Regions from separate parts of the Homo sapiens genome. Here all the other regions are linked to region 2. A link is a contact called in ENCODE Hi-C or POLR2A ChIA-PET data. All regions are on one chromosome and are shown on one strand. The core of a region is the stretch at or near the end of the contact, and the rest is flanking DNA. Distances in the headings are between cores, read along the strand shown. Region 1 holds the start of TBXAS1 (thromboxane A synthase 1). Region 2 has its middle 72 kb from the start of SLC37A3. Region 3 overlaps PARP12 (poly(ADP-ribose) polymerase family member 12).

What was found. A loop is a pair of places that touch in the nucleus more often than their neighbours do. ChIA-PET counts read pairs that join two places held with the same protein, here RNA polymerase II (POLR2A). Pooled maps may share reads with other maps.
Region 1: a loop to region 2 is called in a pooled map, with 2.2 times the contacts of the local background. The contact joins the promoter of TBXAS1 here to the enhancer-like site in region 2. A Hi-C loop is called at or near these places in 1 of 50 pooled maps. POLR2A ChIA-PET finds 5 or more read pairs at or near these places in 2 of 52 experiments (H1 and activated B cell).
Region 3: a loop to region 2 is called in a pooled map, with 2.4 times the contacts of the local background. The contact joins two enhancer-like sites. A Hi-C loop is called at or near these places in 3 of 168 maps with a recorded cell type or tissue (CD8-positive, alpha-beta T cell, colonic mucosa and esophagus squamous epithelium), 3 of 37 single-sample maps with no recorded cell type and 4 of 50 pooled maps. POLR2A ChIA-PET finds 5 or more read pairs at or near these places in 1 of 52 experiments (activated CD4-positive, alpha-beta memory T cell).

The regions. Positions count from the first base shown.
Region 1 is chr7:139,826,962-139,830,787 of GRCh38, forward strand. TBXAS1 (thromboxane A synthase 1) reads left to right here and starts at 2,303. Exons shown (of 13, transcript NM_001061.7): 1 at 2,303-2,518. The coding sequence starts at 2,430. RefSeq lists an enhancer at 1,976-3,175.
Region 2 is chr7:140,324,358-140,328,468 of GRCh38, forward strand. No RefSeq gene overlaps it. Among named protein-coding and RNA genes, the nearest start is that of SLC37A3, 72 kb to the right of the region's middle. Within about 2 kb of position 2,520, at least 5 of the 41 ENCODE cell types and tissues checked have a DNase peak (open chromatin) inside an H3K27ac peak, as active enhancers do.
Region 3 is chr7:140,048,272-140,052,635 of GRCh38, forward strand. The region is part of intron 4 of PARP12 (poly(ADP-ribose) polymerase family member 12); the gene reads right to left. Among named protein-coding and RNA genes, the nearest start is that of PARP12, 12 kb to the right of the region's middle. RefSeq lists a silencer at 3,484-3,684. Within about 2 kb of position 1,505, at least 5 of the 41 ENCODE cell types and tissues checked have a DNase peak (open chromatin) inside an H3K27ac peak, as active enhancers do.

The DNA.
Region 1 (3,826 bases), core at 1,053-3,552, 500 kb before region 2:
AAGTTTGGAACCTGAGGGTCAGGTGTGGTCCTCCTTTCCCCTTCCCTTTCATATGCACCCCACCAGGAACTTCTGCAGAGCATGAACCCACCCCCAAAATATATTTCAAGTCCATCTACTTCTTCCCACCTCCCTCTCTCCTCTAGCCAAGCATCCCTTCTCTCTGGGTGAAGGCAGCAGCCTTCTGTGTGCCCTCCCTGTCTTTTCTCTCACTCCTTTCCAGGGAATCTGCACCTGTGACCACAGCCTTCTGTAACAAATGTACCTGTGACCATCCTAAGACCTGTGGGGGCACAGAAAAGGAAGCCCATAGCTACCCCTGCTGGCTTTTGGTGTCCATTTGCATGAAGTGTCTTTTTCCACCCCTTTACTTTAAGTTTACATGAGTCCTTATGTGTCAGGTGAGTCTCCTGAAGGCAGCAGATAGTTAGTTGGTGAGTTCTTATCCATTCTGCAGTTCTGTATCTTTTAAGTGCAGCATTTAGGCCATTTACATTCAGTGTTAATATTGAAATGTGAGGTACCATTGCATTCATCGGGCTCTTTGTTGCCTGTGTACTTCTTTGTTTGTTTTTTGCTTTTGTTTTTTAACTTGTATTTTTGTTTTATAGGTCCTGTGTGATTTATGCTTTAAAGAGGTTCTGTTTTGATGTGTTTCCAGGATTTGTTTCAAGATTTAGAACTCCTTTTACCAGTTCTTGTAGTGGTGGCTTGGTAATGACGAATTCTCTCAGGATTTGTTTGTCTGAAAATGACTGTATCTTTCCTTCATATATGGTGCTTAGTTTCACTGGATACAAAATTCTTGGCTGATAATTGGTTTGTTGAGGAGCCGGAAGACAGGGCCCCAATCCCTTCCAGCTTGTAGGTTTTCTGCTGAGAAATCTGCTGTTCATCTGATTGGTTTTCCTTTACAGGTTACCTGGTTCTTCTGTCTCACAGCTCTTAAGATTCTTTCCTTTGTCTCAACTCTGGATAACCTGATGACAATGTGCTGAGGCAAAGATCTTTTTACAATGAATTTCCCATGTGTTCTTTGTACTTCTTGTATTTGGATGTCTAGGTCTCTAGATGGCTGCAGAAGTTTTCCTTGATTCTTCCCCCAAATATGTTTTCCAAGCTTTTAGAATTCTCTTCTTCCTCAGGAACACCAATTATTCTTAGGTTTGGTCATTTAACATAATCCCAGACTTCTTGGAGGCTTTGTTCATATTTTCTTATTCTTTTTTCTTTGTCTTTGTTGAATTGGGTTAATTTGAAGACCTTGTCTTTGAGCTCTGATTTTCTTTCTTCTACTTGTTCAATTCTATTGCTGAGACTTTCCAGAGCATTTCACATTTCTAAAAGTGTGTCCAAAGTTTCCTGAATTTTCAATTATTTTTTCTTTAAGCTATTTCATTGAATATTTCTCCCATTCAATATTGGGGGATTGTGTTGGGAGAGGAGGGTCTCCCTTTCCCACTTCCGCAAATGGGGCACTCACAGTATTTGGAGTGTCTTCTGGGTCCTGCAGGAGCAGTCTGGTTCCTTCAGAGAGTCTGTGGGTCCTTTTGGGATTGCTGGTTTTTTCTTGCAGTTGATCTGGAGCTAAAATTCACCATGGAAGCCTCCAGATGCTGCTCTGTCTGAAGCTGCAATCTAGTCCTGCCACCCAGCCACTATGATCCCCTCCATCTCTCTGTCCACTTTAGTCAGATAAGCTCAAAGCTAGAACAAAGGACCCATATATGAGCCTACGGATCTGCCTTCAAACACTTGAGAAGCCCTCCAACTCACCATGAGAACACTGACCCCAATCGGGATCTTTGCTTTGCTCCAACAGCCAGACACTCAGACAGGTCCTCAGACCCAGCAACTAATGGACTTGGTGGGATGGTTGTCCTCAAAGCAGCCAGCATTTTGATCAGGCTGGCGTCTGGTCCTGTATTTTTCTGGGATATTCAGAATCTCTTGACATGTATCTTCACTTAATTGTGAATTTAAAAAATTATAGATGGATGTAGATATAGATATAGATATAGACATAGAGATAGATATAGATAGACATTTTGGAGAAGAGTCTCTCTTTGAAGACTTCCTCTCAGAGTACAAGTCCGTGGTTACAACCATTTTGTTTCTCAGCAAACATGGGGAAGTTTGCTTTTCTTCTCTGAGGAAGTTAATATAAATGTTTATTGACAGTGCAGTCATCAAGGAATAAAGTTGCTGATTCATTCCTTTACACTGAAACCCTTTGTTGTGCCCTCCTCTTCCTTCCTCTTTATAGGGAGACACTCTGAGAAAGAGCACATTGTGGGGGCCCACTCCATGTGATGTTTGCTTGGTTGCCTGTTCCCTTTTCTACCTGCAGAGCACGGTTCCCATAAGGGCGGCGAGATCAGCCTCCTGTCTCATCTGGAAGACCACCACTCTGGGGTCTCAGAGGAATGATGGAAGCCTTGGGGTTTCTAAAATTGGAAGTGAATGGCCCCATGGTGACGGTGGCCCTGTCAGTGGCTCTCTTGGCCCTCCTGAAATGGTAAGTGCAGCCAGCCCTAGGGACTGTGACAGCGTCAGCCGTCTCACCCTGGAGCCTTGCTGGTGCCATGGCGGGGTATGTGGGAGTGTGTTTTTCTTCTTTTCTAATCTAGCGGGAGTGAGTATTAACACAGCTTCAGAATTAAAAGCAAACAGCCAGGTTAATCTTTTGCTAAAATGCATGAGATTGAAGTGTCAGGAAAGGCTGGTGATTCAGTGACTGAGAACGCTACACATAATTAAGTTTGAAAGAGATGGAAAAAGAAACAAATTGGAAAGGCATTAGGTTTGGGTAGAAGCATTTCCTTGAACCCCGTCATATCTCCTCACCTCATTTTTCTAAAATCCTCTGTCCTTGTTGGATTTACAGTGAATTCAGCCTCTTGGTTCATATTACATTCAAAACAAAACAAGACGTAGGAGCTGTTTGGCAAATGTGGGCCTCTTTGCAGGAAGTCATTGAGGGGGATTTCTGTAGGGTTAAGGACAAAGTGGTAGATCTAATTTCTCATAGTTGATAGAGGGAGATGGATTCTGATGAACATAGTGTGTGCAGCTCCTACAAAATTTGAGACCCTGAAAGGATCTCAAACTTGAACTCCGAGTTGCTCCCCTGTGGTTTTGTTAATTCAACAGCAAATTTTCCTAAGGCTGACTCTGGTGTCTGTAGGTCGAAGGCCTCATAATATGCTACATTTATGCATATTCGCCCTGTCAGTTAAACTTATTAGAGTTACCCATTCAATCAAAAGCACCTGGATTTAGATGGCTCTGGCTTTTGAGGGCAAAGTGAGTGGAAAAAATAATGGAGGACTGGAGTCCGAACAGAATTTTAATTTATGTTTTCAGTAGTAATAAAGCCTTCTCTAGATTAATAACTGGGAAAGCACTTTGAAAAGCATCAAGCATTATGCAAATGTGAGGTATTATTCTTTTGGAATTTGCATAGCTGAGAGTGGAATTCACGTTTGATGTTCTATGATGATGAAATTACTTCTTGGAAATTGGCTCTGAAACCCAGCCTCAGTCCCAGTGCTGTTTTTCTTTTTAACTGGTTTAATTTTTTTTTTGAACTTTTTTATCTCATTGTAGCTTACCTTGGATTGAAACTGGCCACATGTAAAACCAAGAGCAAATGGTAGCTCCTTCCCTACCCCCAGCCCCCAATAATCCATCTCAATGTGTTTTTATGCTCCGGGAAGCCCGAAGCACAGTGTCTGACATGCAGAAAGTGCTTAGTCGATGTCAGCCACTATAATTAACCATCTATCATCTATGTAACCTAAAAGAAAATAAGTCTTTAGTGGTT
Region 2 (4,111 bases), core at 1,270-3,769:
CTGACTACATGAAAAGAGAAAGATGTGCCAAAAATGATCCTTGCGGCTGAGAGCCTGGGGGAATTGAAAGACTGGGCTGCCCCGATAGTTAAGGAGAAACCAGAAAGCGTGAGAATCATGGCCCAGTTGAGGGCCCGTGGTCCAGGAATCAGAACGACTCCATGAATGAGAATCCAGACATGGCTCGATTCCTAAGGTTCCTCAAAATCATTTCAAGCAGCTTACTGAACAAAGACCACTAGGAAAGTTATACTATTTCCTATACGATACACTAGGCGGCAGGTTTGCAGGGACTGGAGAAAACTAGCTATATTAAATTGGGATATCCTAGTGATCTCCAGGGAACCTAAGACTGGAAAATGAGTAACAAATTGGGGCTAGGGCTAAATATTTGGTAGTCATTTGTAGATTTTAAGAAATATTAAAAAGTGAACTTTCTAAGGAAGCACTAGAGCAAGAACAGAGAAAATTAAACATTAAGTAATGTTCTACCTCCTGTTTACCAGGCACTGTACTAGGAGTTTTTTGTTTTTTTGTTTTTTTTTTTTTTTTTTTAACGATTAGAATGTAGACCTTTCTAGAGTTTTGTAGACTGGTGAAGACAAGGTTGAGTATGAACAAGAATCTCTGAAACACAGAAAATGAAAGAATTTTGCCTAGAGAGTTTCTTGGGATTGAGGATTAGGAGGAAAGAGGAAATCAAGTTGGGAAAGATCAGTAGCGTTCAAAGAATGAGAAGGTACTCAACAATTTCAAAAGGGAAGAACTGGGACCTCCCAGTTTGATCAGAAAGCAATAGTGGGGGAAGTGTTTCAATCACATTTTGAAAAAGCTTTTTTTTTTTTTTTTTTTGAGAGAGAGAGTCTCGCTCTGTCACCCAGGCTGGAGTGGAGTGGCGTGATCTCGGCTCCCTGCAACCTCCTCCTCCACCTCCCAGGTTCAAGCAATTCATCTGCCTCAGCCTCCCAAATAGCTGGGATTACAGGCGCCCGCCACCACGCCCAGCTAATTTTTGCATTTTTAGTAGAGACGGGGTTTTGCCATGTTGGTCAGGCTGGTCTCAAACTCCTGACCTCAAGCAATCCACCCGCCTCAGCCTCCCAAAGTGCTGGGATTACAGGCATGAGCCACCGCGCCTGGCCCTAAAAAGCTTTTCAAAGGGAAAGACGGAAGTTGTCTTCAAATATATTGAGTTAGCCCTTCAATGTAAATAAGGAAAAAACTGTATATTTTATATATTTTATATATATATACACACACATAAATATACATACACACACACACACGTATCTCAAGAGAAAATATACATTTGTGTTGCTTTTTCCTAGAACCAATGGAAGAAATCATGAGATCCCCAGTGAATAGGATAAAGACCGTTCTAACCATGGGAGCTCTCCAACAATGGAATGGCTTCCCCGGGAGAGCATGCTCTGGTCCTTGAAAGGGGACAGTTTCCGCGGACAGGTTAGTGGCCAGCTGGTAGAGACAACACAAAGGAATTCACACACGAGAGAGGGAGGAAGCCGACTGAGCTCTAAACTCAGTTCAAAGCTGGATTCCAGATGATGGAAGGAAGAGTTGCTGGAAAATAATGTGGTTTTCCATAGGTGGACTGTCCATTCGGAGAATCTGTTCAACATTGGTAGTAGAGGGATGACAGCTGTGAGAGGTGAAGGGGGTGACTGAAGGTCTCTCCTCCCTCCACTGACTCAATTCAGAGGTCTGGAGACATAAAGACTGAAGAAAAAGGTGGACAGAAGCTAATTTAAGGGAGTGAGATTTCGAGTGAAGTTAAGGACCCACGTCTTCTGAGACTTTAGCACAGGCTGAGTCAGGGATTTTGAGGCTGAACTGTCTCAGTGGACGATCTCCAGGTCCTCTGCATCTTCCAGTATAAGGGACTGGGAGGTTACCAGCGGAAATAGGAGGCCAGGGGAGGGAACCGAGGACTTACACAGAGGGGAAACAGAGAGAGAATAACTAGCCAGGAGGACATCTAAACAAACGGATATAAAGTGAGACTGAAATAAAGAGCGTGCAGCACTTTCCTTCAAACAAGTGCAGCAGGCAGTGTCTGGGACTTTGTCTCCCCCTGCTGAGCCAAGAGGTATGAATGGTCCGCCACGGGGAAAGGGTTTTCACAGGCCAAGAACTGCTTCTTTGGGAAGGAAAACATAACCAACGGTATAAAAATCTCCTTCTCTCTCACAACCACCACGACCCTGAAGCATTAAAGAAGCTGGTAGACAGTGACATGGCTGTGCCAAGACCAGATGCGTGTGGAAGGGGACAGCAAAGGGGACAGCACTGGGCACCCCATGGCCACTCTTGCCAAGATTTCTCTGAAAGCTTCTTCCCTTCACCACCAATCCAACCCCTTTATCCAGAGGCTGTGCCAATGGCCTCTCACGGATTGCAGAGCCTGGGGCTGGGAGGGTGGGGGCAGGAAGTTAGGGATCCTCCCTCAGGTCATGACACAGGCTTGCTTCTCAAAAGATCTGTTGGTCAGGCGCCGTGGTTCACGCCTATAATCTCAGCACTTTGGGAGGCTTAGGCAGGTGGATCACCTGCGGTCAGGAGTTTGAGACCAGCCTGGGCAACATGGTGAAACCCTGTTTTCTACTAAAAATACAAAAGTTAGCCGGGCATGGTGGCAGATGCCTGTAATCCCAGCTACTCTGGAGGCTGAGGCACAAGAATCGCTTGAACCCAGGAGGCAGAGGCTGCACTGAGCTGAGATTGCACCACTGCACCCCAGCCTGGGCAACGGAGCGAGATTCTGTCTCAAAAAAAAAAAAAATCTGTTAAGGAGGATTATGAGGCTCTACACTCTCTCCAAGAGCTTGTTCACAGAATAATCTCTTTTCGGAACCTGAGTAGAACCAATAAAAGTAAAACCCACTGGGGCGTGTGGGGAAGGAGCGCTCTCTGCCACCAGTACTTTGGTCACGACTGTTGCCCCTCGCAGCCCCGCCTTCCTGGCTCCAGAATGGTTGCTCTTTATTTTATAACCCTATTAACATCTTCATTCGTCATTCTAGGACACAGAGGCCAGTTACGTCTGCTATTTGTTAGGTACTATTTTTTAATGGAAATCAACTGCAGTGCTGTTAGGTTCCTGAGGCTTTCCATGGTGAGCCTAAGAAAACAAGCAAAATGCTAAATAAATAAACAAATGCACACACACAAAAAATATCTAGGAGTGTGGTACCCTAATGTCACTCTGTAGGGTGTGATAATAACTACTAAACAAGGTAAAGGCCTTTGAAGTCCTCAGATGAAAGGTTTTACCTAAATACAATTATCCCATTAAATCCAAAAGAACATTCCTGTCCAACAGGGTAGCCCTTTTATCTGTGTTTCTCTGCCAATGAATTTCTGAGATGACAGCTTCCTGTGCCACAGTGATAAAGGGGATTGAAAACAGTTTCAAACAATTTTGCTACTTTTTATTTAATTCCTGAAAGGACAAAAAGAAAAAAAAATTCCTTAAACAGAGGGCAAGAACAAGCAGTAAAAAGCTGACCAATGGCATTTTAGAAGCAACAATCTCATTCAAGGTTAATTCAACATTTGTTAGAAAGAGGGGTGCCCGAGCAGGGACCCAAGGCAGACCTGGGTCAGCCGGGCACGTGAAACAGTCACACCTCCGCTGACTGTGCAGACACAGAATTGGGGGAGAAACACCAAGGCAGCAGTTTATCAAGTGGATGGTGCAACTCTTAGACTCAAACAGAAGATGAGGGAAAAAGAGTAAAGAGGTGCTGTTTAGAAAGGCAAACCTAGGCCGGGTGCGGAGGCTCACACTTGTAATCCCAACACTTTGGGAGGCCAAGGTGGGTGGATCACCTGAGGTCAGGAGTTCAAGACCAGCCTGGGCAACATGGTGAAACCCCATCTCTACTAAAAATACAAAATTAGCTAGGCATGGTGGCAGGCACCTCCCAGCTACACGGGAGGCTGAGGCAGGAGAATCGCTTGAACTCAGGAGGTGGAGGTTGCAGTGAGCTGAGATCGCACCACTGCACTCCAGCCTGGGCGACAAGAGCAAAACTCCATCTCAAAAAAAATAAAAAGGTAAATCTAGTACAGAAGGCCCCCTAGAGAGAGG
Region 3 (4,364 bases), core at 255-2,754, 280 kb before region 2:
CCTCACCAACCCCATGTTCCTCCTGGGCAGCCAGATCCTCACTTCTCTCATCACTCCAAGCACACGCTGCCTGCCCTGTCTTTGCTGGTGCCTGCCACCACCGGGAACGCCACCCACACCCTCTCCCTACCTGTCAACAGCCTATGTGAGGTTCTGCTATATCCACACAGAGAAGTGTCATGAGAGGACAGGGAGAAAGGAGAGAAAAAGAATGAGAAGCTCTTTGCACTGTGACATGCAGCTAGCTACCTCTGAGATATTTGCTCTAAGGCAGGAAGATAGAGAACAAGGTGCAGAATGCCTCTATTTGGGTAAAAAATAGAAAAAAAAGTAAGTTTAGACATATTCTAACTAAACACACACACATGCACATATTATTTCTTGCAGAGGGAACCTGGTAACTGGAGACAAAGTTATAAGCAAAGACTTCTGTCATTTTGGCATGTTTTGAACTTTGAACCACAAGAAGATATAATATATTCCAAAAATTATACATCTAATTAAGTGAAAAAGGTAGAAAGCCATGCTAGCGTGCCTGTGTAAGGAAACTGAACAGACACATACCCTTGTACACGTATACAGTCTCGATGAAAGGATATTCAAAGAATGGATAATTATGGCTGTTTCTTGGAGGGGACTTGAGTTCTGGAGAAAACTGGTGTGAGGGCGACTTATTTCTTACTGAGTGTCCTTTGTACATTTTTAATTTGTATTTCAAAATAATAATGAAACTAGCTAATTTGATACTTGAAAAAAATTAAAATTTTCTAAAATTGTGTGCATTCTTTCAGGCACATCTCAATGCCACTTCTTTCCCAGGCTCTGCAAAAGCACCTGGTGGGGGAAGTCCCATGGAGGAGGGTGGGAGGGTGCCTGGGATTGTGTGATCAGGTATGGGGCCGAGCAGACAGGGCAGAAGAGAGTGCCAGGCTGAGAGGACTGAGGGAACAAGGTGGGGACACCCAAGCAAGGAAACTCCTCTAAGTGCAACAAGGCTGAAAACAGCCACACCAGGGACTGAAGATCTCCTAACTTGTCCAGTTTGAACATGGACAGCTCACTAGGTCAGGAACCTCTTGAACTCTCTCAAGCAGGTGTGTACACAACAGATAATTAAAGGGCTGGGCCAGGAAAGACAAATAGCTATGGTCCAAGGTCACAACCAACCAGTTCCTGTTCCCTCCCTGAAAGGCATTAGAGGAAATGATCAGGGATGAGAGCAGAAGGCCACCCCAGGGCATCCCAGTAGTCAAATGCTATACCTACAAACCCCAGGCACAGGTGTACTATGGACAGCCTGAGACAGGATCTCCCTGCAAACAGGCACATCCTGGGGAAGGTGCACTCCTTAGGGCCCTCCAGGCTGATGCTTCCTCAGGAAGGACATGGGGGCCAGGGGAATGCACTATAATCAAACAGCAGGCCTGAGGCTTCCGTTCTGAAACAAAGCTGAGCTATAGACCACACTGTTCACAGCTGGAAGGTGCCCAGGACAGGAGGCACCAGGTAAGCCACTGCAGCCACAGCAGCTGGTGAGAGCCTAGTCCCAGCACAGCGGTAGAGACATAAGGTCCTTTCCCTTGTCCTGGTCTTCCTGTCCCCTTTCTCAACTTCTTTTCCCGCCTTCTAATGTTCCCTACCTCACGTTGGCATTCCAGGGGCTTTCTAGGACGTGAGTCATAGAAATCAAATCAATTTGGCAGACAAAACACCACATCCACCCCAGCCCTTCCTCCCTATAGTCCTTGAAATAACAGGCCAGAGAGAATAATAAATCCAAAAGCACTGGAAAACAATAAAAAATACCATCAAAAGACCAGAATTATTCAAGAATTGCTAAAACTATGGAGCAATGAGAATCAAATAGATATAAAAAGAAGAGAGAAAAATGCAGACAAAATGTGCAGAACATACCACAGAAGTAGAAAAGATCTGGGGTCATCACAGATTCAGAGTCAGATGAAGCCAGGAGCAAGAACGATACCCAGGCCAATCCCAATGAGAACAATGGGAGCCCCTGGCAGAGGCACTCCCTTCCCCTAACTTGCTTGTGTGAAGGAAGCTTGCTGTGCACTTCCTAGTTAAACTAAGTGTGAATATAAGGGTTAGAGCAAGAGAAAAGCAAATGAGACGGCCACCAAAGCCCCCGTCCCAGTCCTAGGCTACATGCCAGCCTCCCACCTCACCAAGCAGGACCTTCTGCCTCTTCCCCACCATCACTAGAATGAGGGCCTGGAATCCAAATCAGCCCCATGGAAATCAACCAACAGGTATACGGGATTCTCAAGCACCAACGTGACAGACAACCAAGAGTCGCTCAACACATGAAGGAAAACAATTCAAAGAGAGGCAGCAACTCACACAGAAACAGCGATACCTAAGGACAGAATGATCAGAGTTAAGAGAACAAGTATTCACAGCTAGACTTCAACCTAAAAGCCTAGCCCCTGAAACTTCTAGGAAAACACCATAAGAGAAAACATTCTGTAGGCTTAGAATAGGCAAATATTTTTAGGATACAAAAAACACAAACCATAAAAGAAAAAAAATATTATCTGGACACCACTATTAAAATACCTGTACACTATAAAGGAAATAAACATGAAAGACTGGAAGGATATATCTTCAGTATAAATCATATACAAAACACAACTCAATAAGAGATCAAATAACCCAATAAAAATGGGTATAACTGTCACTAAAGACCAATACTGTATGATTCCATTTATATGAAATATTCAAGCAAATCTATAGAGATGGAACCTTCATCTGTAGTCATCAGGAGCTGGGGGGAGGGAAGACTGCTAATGAAGACGGGGTTACTTTGGGGGTGTTGAAAATGTTTTCATATTGCCTATGATGATGGCTGCCCAATTCTGTGTTAATATTACATATGTAAGTGGACTTCAAAAAGTTCATGGAAAACGGAATTAAAAGATAAAAAATATAAACTTTATTTCTCAATATAAGCTCCATCAAGTTCAGGACACTTTTGTAAAAGACGATACCAGCCATTTAGTCCACCCATAAAGAACCAAGGGTCCTAGGAATTTAACCATGTCAATCCAGTCTTTTTTCTACATTATTAACTGAAGAAAAATGGGTGCCCTTTAAAGATTTTTTTTCTTTTTTTTTTTTAGACAGAGTTTCACTCTGTCGCCCAGGCTGGAGTGCAGTGGCACGGTCTCGGCTCACCGCAACCTCCACCTCCCGGGTTCAAGTGACTTTCCTGCCTCATCCTCCCAAGTAGCTGTGATTACAGGTATGTGCCACCACACCCAGCTAATTTTTGTATTTTTAGTAGAGACAGGGTTTCACCATGTTGGCCAGGCGGGTCTCAAACTCCTGACCTCAAGTGATCCACCTGCCTCGGCCTCTCAAAGTGCTGAGATTACAGGCATGAGCCACCATGACCGACCTAAAGATTTTTAAGATTAGAAAACAAAAAGAAGTCAGAAAGAGCCAAATCAGGACTGTAAAGTGAATGCCTACAGATTTCCCATTGAAACTCTTGCAAAATTGCCCTTGATTGATGAGGAATGAGCAGCAGCCTTGTGGTGGTGGAGAAGGACCCTCTGGTGAAGCTTTCTGGGCATTTTTTTGCTAAAGTTTTGGCTTTCTCAAGACACTCTCATCATAAGCAGATGTTATTGCTCTTTGGCCCTCTAGAAAGCCAACAAGTAAAATGTCTTCAGCATCTCAAAAAACTGTTGCTGTGACTTCTGCTCCTGATCACTTCTGCTGTGACTGGGCCACTTCCCCCTTTTAGGAGCCATTGCTTTGTCTCCAGGATCCTACTGGTAAAGCCATGTTCCATCTCCTGTTACAACTCTTCAGAGAAATGCTTCAGGATCTTGATACCACTTGTTTAAAATTTCCATTCAAAGTTCTGCTCTTGTCTGCAGCTGATCCAGGCAGAATGGTTTTGGCACTCATAGAGTGGAAAGTTTGCTCAAATTTAATTTTTAATTTTTCTGGCAGACTGTATAAACTGAACTAATCAAGATGTCTGGTGTCAGTTACTGTTTGTGCTGTTAATCACTGGTCTTCAATTAAGGAACAAACAACATTAATTTTTTTTCTCACAAATTGATGTGCATAGCTCCATCTTTAACATTCTCTCATCCCTTCTTAAAATGACTTACTCATTTATAAACTGATTTCTTTGGGACATTGTCCTCATAAACTTTTTTGTAAAGCATCAATGATTTTGTCATTCTGCCACCCAAGAGTCACCATTAATTTGATATTTGTTCTTGCTTCAACTGCAGCAAAATTCATGTTGCTTTGATAGGGGCTCTTTCCAAATTGATGTCTTATCCTTCTTAGTGCCTCAAACTAGATCCTCTTCAGATATGTTATTA